Linked DNA regions of Mus musculus: region 1 is linked to region 2. Evidence: chromatin loops called from intact Hi-C (ENCODE). Cell type or tissue: left cerebral cortex. All regions are shown on one strand. Each heading gives the region's core, and the rest is flanking DNA. Links, peaks and the distances in the headings are about the cores only. Region 1 overlaps Rbfox3 (RNA binding protein, fox-1 homolog (C. elegans) 3). Region 2 overlaps Rbfox3 (RNA binding protein, fox-1 homolog (C. elegans) 3).

Region 1 (2,903 bases), core at 309-2,808, 110 kb before region 2:
CTGGCGACCCTGATGCGCTACGGCGTGCGACTCTCGCCATCCTCAGGCTCGGGAGGGCTGCTGGGGTCCAGGAGGAGGAGAGCCGGCCGAGGGGACTGACTGATGACCTCAAGGAGTTGTGGGAGGACTGAGGTCCTCCTCGGCTCTCTCGGGAGGACCAGAGCCCTCAGCATAGCGGCACGCGTGGAACAGGCGCGGGTGGCGCACAGGGCTCTCTAGTCCGCGAGCTGGGGGGCGCTCGGGGCCGAGTCTTCCCAGAGGCGTGAGCAAGGATCGGAGGTTACTGCTCGCTTTGGCACAGCTACAGGGCTGGGACAGCCCGGCTGGGAAAGCTTTGCTAAGGTGGCCTGCACAACCCTAGCCCAAACTTTCTGACTTGTGGCCCCGGGAGGTGGTGGGATTCTCCTGGGGCTGTCTTCTTCAGGAGAAAGGTGTCAGGGGGTGGCTTCAGGCCGGCGGTCCTCTGGGAGCTCCCTGATGAAGCTTCGCCCCTATCCATTGGCATGCAGCCCTTCAGTGTCCTGGCCACCCAGGTCCCGCACCCAGTCTGTACCCGGAGCAAGACGCGACCAGCACGGGGGGGGGGCATTGAGACCCTATTAGACAGCTGGAACAGACCCAGGATCTTGGGTCTTGCATGAGATTGGGGGTTGGTTGGCTGTTCACGAAGCTCACTGACGTCGGCTAGTGTGTGTGGGCTGCGAGGTGAGGAGGGTCCAGGATGGCCGAGCCACATCCCCGCTCCCCCTTTTGGATTCTGCTTTTCAGACGCACTCTAATTATTTAATGGTCACTTTTAAAAAGGACGCCGGTGGCGCCAGTAGTCTCTCGATGTGCGAGACACCCACAGTGGGAGCTATGGACAGGGACTGAGGGATCCTTTCTTCTTCTGGGCAAGTCCCTTCCTCCTCCGGCTGGAGGTGAAGTGCCTTCTGGTGCGCGCAGGGTCGTTAATTTTCTGTCACAAACGCCGGCTAAGCTGGGGACGCCTCGGGAGCGCATCGGGGAGTCTAGGGTCCAGAGCAGGTACGGGGCTAATGGAGTAGGGTCTCGGGTAATGAGGTCTTTCAGCAGAAATCAGCTTTGGTTTTACTGGTCTGCAAAAAATAATGAAAAAAAAAAGTACAAACATTATGGCAGACTGAGCTCATTAAGTGCGCATCGCGGATCAGGGCGGATGTCTTAATCAGGCTGCGCTGGTAACGGGGATATTACACTAATTAAAACCAGACCCTCCAGGTGAGCGACTACTGGGAAGGGAGAAAGTTGTAGAGAAGGCGCCTGCTGGTGGAAGAGAGGCGCTGGCGAGGTGGTCAGGGCCGCTGTAGGGTGGGCATGTGGGGCAGGGGGCGCCTTCTCAGAGCCAGCCCCTCGTCCCCCGCGGGCGAGGAGCTCCCCTGGGCCCAGAGGGAGGATCGAGCTGCCGCCTCCGCCCTCCCCGGGGACCAGAGGCCTCCCTGCGTGGGAGCTAAGCGCACTGCACACTCGGGGAAGCAGCGCTTAACCCCTACTTTCCCGGCTGGGCTTGGAGCTCTGGGAACACTGGGCTGTAGAGGGGAAGATGGGGGAACCCATAGGAGGCTAGGGAGGTGAGGCAGAGCTGAAGCGGGGCGCATCAGACCCCATTAGATGCTCCTAGGGAGGCAGCTGAGTGCCAGGGGAGGGTTGGCCAGGTCATACAGGCTGTTTGCCCCAAGCCCTGAGGATTTCTGGTATAGATCAACGTTTCCAACTGTCTGCCCGCCCTCCCACTCTCACTAATGAAAGAGAACCCTGACAATTACTCTGTACCATCCTTCTCGGAGGCCCAAACAACCAGATAGTCTTGGGTCTATAGGAAGAGCCCAGAGTCTAGGAAAGTCCCTATAGATCGGGCCTCTAGCAATGCTGTGCCTTCACCTTCGCTGCAAAGGCTCCACGACCTCAGGCAGAGCCGCAGCAGGCCTGGGTGAATTTACTGCCCTTCAGCAGGGACCAGACAGACGCTGGTCAGGAGCAAAGGCTGACCTGCCACGCAGCCGCACAGAGGGCGGCAGCACCAAGGACAGGGCTAGGGCCGAGCTGCAGCGTTTCACTCTTCTGCCACCTCTGCCTGTCTTGTGTCCTGTGGACACTGAGATCCGGGGCTTATTAGTCTTCATCCTGCTTGGAAGGTACAGGAGGAGTCCCCATGCCAACAGGGTCAGGGAGGTCCAGGCCAGAGCAGAGGTAATTACAGTAAGGAGGTCTCTTGGGCATCATTCCCCAGTGTGTGGTCTTGTGGCAGCCACGCAAGAGAGATGGAAGGGCTATTTGGTGTGTGGAGATGGACTAGGCTGGCAGAGAAGATGCAATTCGTAGTGCCTGGTCTTAGCTGAGCTGGCTCAACAGGGTCTGGTCTCCATTGTGCGCCCTTCTAGCTGGCATCCTGGTACCTGCCTGCTCCCTTGCTGTGTAGAAGCTAGAGGGGCCCTGCTCCTCAGGGCAAGAGTCTGGTTGTTTTGCCCACCCCTCCCCCACAGTGCAGAACATCTTTTGGACCTGGATGGACTGTGGGGGTTAAACAGGAAGGCTTGGACCACTAGAACATCTGTCATATCCAGAAGTGCCAATTCGAGGGGGGGGGGGTGGCGGGGATCATCTGGGGCAGTGAGGAGAGGTGAATCTGTCCATGGGTCAAGATTGAAATGTTATTTCTTAGTGACTGCGGCACGAGGCTCACCTCCCCCCAGTCAGTCCGGAGCTCGTGAGGTTCGGTCGGTTGTCTCTCTCTGTTTATTTATCTCCTTCACTCCTGCCTGATACTCTGTTATAAAGACAAATGGAGCCTGGCACGCAGCTGACGTGCGTGCGGTGAGGAATTTTTTATTTTTGAACAAGTGAGGGGGAGAAACCATCTAGAAAGTTTCCCCCTTCCGTGGAGC
Region 2 (2,903 bases), core at 147-2,646:
CTAGTTAACATGCAAGCAGTGCATCGCTGGGAGAAATTTAGATTTTTTTTTTTTGCATGTGCGCTTGCATGTAAATGTGGGTAGGTGCTGTCCTGATTGATGGCAATTAGCATTTTCTAACGGGAACAGATGTTCGGATTGCCAGGAGGCTGGTACCTACCGCCCACGCCGCCATCTGCTCGGCTGGGCAGGGCCGGGGGGAAGCAGCCCCGTCCCGAGGCCCGCCATTCCTTGGTGGTGTGTGCTTAACAGGATTGTGTGAGATTGTTTCTGGAGGGAAGAAAAATAATAATAAAGATGTTTTCAGGGTTATAAATAGTTCATGCTGTTTATTATGGGATGGAGCTCCGCTCTGACTAGCAGGCTGGGTTTCTGTGTGCCGTGAACAAAGGGATTGCTGAACAGAATGCAAAGTGCCAGCTCCATGCAGGGCAAGGGAGGCTGCCTAGGAAGCCAGGGTCGAGGGGCCTGAGACCCCAGAAGGACTGGAGGAGGTGGAGAGGAAAAATAGGGGGTGAGGTGGGGTGGGGAAGCAAGCCAGGGTTTTTATCCTTGACTTCTAATCCCAGCAAGCCAGAATTCATGATTACCCCACTTCTCAAGCCAATGGCAGGTGGGAATGGTCTCAGAGCTGGAGCCACGAACACGCCCTGGGTTCTACTCACCCACTGGCAGGTCCTCCAGCTCTTGGTCCAGGACCGTGGCCATCTGATTTCACCAGGCTTCGGCAAAGAGAAAAGGATCATTTGTGCACAGGGCATCGCTGTGCCCAGCCAGGCTGGTGGCCGAGGGCAGGGCCAGCCTTGCTCCCAGCTGTCTTGGGTAATGGGTAAAGCCTGGTTGCCTGGCACTATGCCTCTGGGAGAGTTTTTATTACCCTTCCCGTAGCCAGCACAAGCAGATCCTCCTGTGTTTTCTTCCTTTCTTTCTTTCTTTTTTGGTTTTTTGGCTTCTTAGAACAAAACAGTTTGTTTGTTTGCTTGCTATAAAAAGAGTTACTCCCCCCCTCCCCCGCCAGCACCCCTGTTACTGTCTGCAGGCAGCAACCAGCCTGCAGCCCCTTCCTCCACAGGCAGATGTCTGCGGGGGAGCCTGTCACCCATCCTCCAGGCATGGGGACAGATGTCCCATCTTTCTATCAGGGACACCCTTCCTCTGTAGGCTGAGGCACAGCACCCCACCCCAGGCTTACCGGGCACTTGCGTGCCTGTGCTATGTTCTTGGTTGATGCTGTTTTTGAGGCACAGTCCTCAGCCTCTTCAGATCTCAGGCATGCACCACAGTGCCGAACTTCCCGGCTCAGAGGATCAGGGCATCGTCATCATAGCCCGCATCTGTGCTGGAATGAGGGATGGAGACCATCCATGACATGCTCTTCCAGGCCACTGCTCACATTTCCCCCTGTGTCTTCCTGGCTGCTTGTCTACTCTGCTGTGGTAGACACACAGTGGCTTAGAGAGAGGATGTGACTGGGCCCCTTAGTGGGAGGGGGGAAGGTTTCCTGGCATGACCCCGTGTCTGGAGTACTTGGTGCTTATGTCTTCCTACCTGGGTTTTCTGATCCAAGGCCAGCAAAGCTGCTCTCAAGTTCCCTATTGGAGGCTCTGCCAGGAGCTCAGGGTTCAGCAAGGAGGGGTTATTTGCAAGGAGCAGCAGCTGCTGCTGGAGGGGTAGTGGTACCATGGGGGGGGGGGGTCCTATGGCATCACAATATGAAGGACTTGTCTCTGCTCCCTCTCTACCTAGAGGTGGACATAGGCCCACAGTCCCCAAAGAAGCAGATAGCAGATTTCCCAATGTCTAGGTAAAAGGGAACCTTTGTGAGCTGTCAATACAGAAGCCAGTGGCTTGGGTTTGCCTTTGCCTTTGGGAACACAGAAATGTGCACAGGCACGGTCTGATTTCCTGTTATACCATCGACTTGCGTTCATTGCTTACAGCTATCTTTCTTCTCCACCAAGGCACTGTCTGCATCTGGGCTCTGATGCCCCATTGTTGTGGGGAGCTATGTTAGGCACTGCAGAACACTGAGCTATGTACCCACAGGTTCTACGTAGGAGAAGCCAGTACCCAGCCCACCTCATAGGCTATGACACCCAAGGGTTTCTCCAAGCAAGGCTATGCTGTTCAAGTGGTGAACCCCTGCTGGCATATCCCTGGTGACCCCACTCCTGACACCTGGGTTCCCTGTCCCACTCTCTGTATCCACACGAGCTTTTCATCTCAGAAGCGGCCCTCCCTCGTCTCCTCCCAGCAGCCTCTGTGCTTCACCATGGCATCATATTCCAGCTGACAGCTATTTATAGATCGCCCACTGTGTGCTGTCTGGAAGCCGAGGGCTGGTGGCCTTACCTTCTAGAGAGCAGAGAGACAGGGTATGTGTCAGATAGGTGGATTACACCCCAGGGCCGGCACAGAAGTCCCACCATGCTGGTGGCTGCAAACAGTGGCCTGTCATTGTTGTCTTGCAGTTCTGAAGAGCAGAGTGAGGGATGGTGGGATGGCTTCTGCAGGCTTAAAGGAAGGGTGCCCTTCCACCCACTGCAGCCGTGTGTTCCTTGGCTTGCAGCTGCCTCCTTCCTGAGTCTGTCTCCATTGTCCTTACACAACCCAATAGCCTGTGCCTAACCCCCAGACCACCTCTCCCTTCTTTTCCTCAGTGGATTTTGAGACAGGTCGTTGCTATGTAGCCAAGACCTCCTCTGCGTGTCCGAGCTTACGGAAGCCACTGTTCCAGGCGTGCGGTGACAGGCCCAGATCCCTCCTATCTCTTACACAGACACCAACCAGCCATTGCACTCTGCATCTGCGATAGCTTTGTTTCCTGTGGCTGTGACAAAATATCCTGACAAAGGCAGCTTAGAGAAGAAGGGATCTTTGCCCCACAGTTCCGGGCTACAGCC

The links. A loop is a pair of places that touch in the nucleus more often than their neighbours do. Peaks named below come from ENCODE experiments on the same cell type or tissue, not always from the same donor. Only the 100,000 strongest peaks of a DNase experiment are listed, where the experiment ranks them.
Region 1: it touches region 2 in a loop (7-fold over the local background); 5 of 42 quality-filtered maps call a loop at or near these places.

The regions. Positions count from the first base shown.
Region 1 is chr11:118,905,897-118,908,799 of GRCm38, reverse strand. All of the region lies in intron 1 of Rbfox3 (RNA binding protein, fox-1 homolog (C. elegans) 3), which reads left to right. Among named protein-coding and RNA genes, the nearest start is that of Rbfox3, 2.2 kb to the left of the region's middle. In left cerebral cortex, for the core only: a CTCF peak has its summit at 1,308; DNase peaks (open chromatin) are centred at 624, 1,483, 2,316 and 2,503; H3K4me3 peaks cover 2,500 bases; H3K27ac peaks cover 2,500 bases.
Region 2 is chr11:118,790,968-118,793,870 of GRCm38, reverse strand. All of the region lies in intron 2 of Rbfox3 (RNA binding protein, fox-1 homolog (C. elegans) 3), which reads left to right. Gm11750 (a long non-coding RNA gene) reads right to left here. Exons shown (of 3, transcript XR_001780387.2): 1 at 1,193-2,903; 2 at 666-722; 3 at 167-270. Among named protein-coding and RNA genes, the nearest start is that of Gm11750, 7.0 kb to the right of the region's middle. In left cerebral cortex, for the core only: no CTCF peak of the experiment used is centred there; DNase peaks (open chromatin) are centred at 816, 1,135 and 2,251; H3K4me3 peaks cover 325 bases; H3K27ac peaks cover 2,500 bases.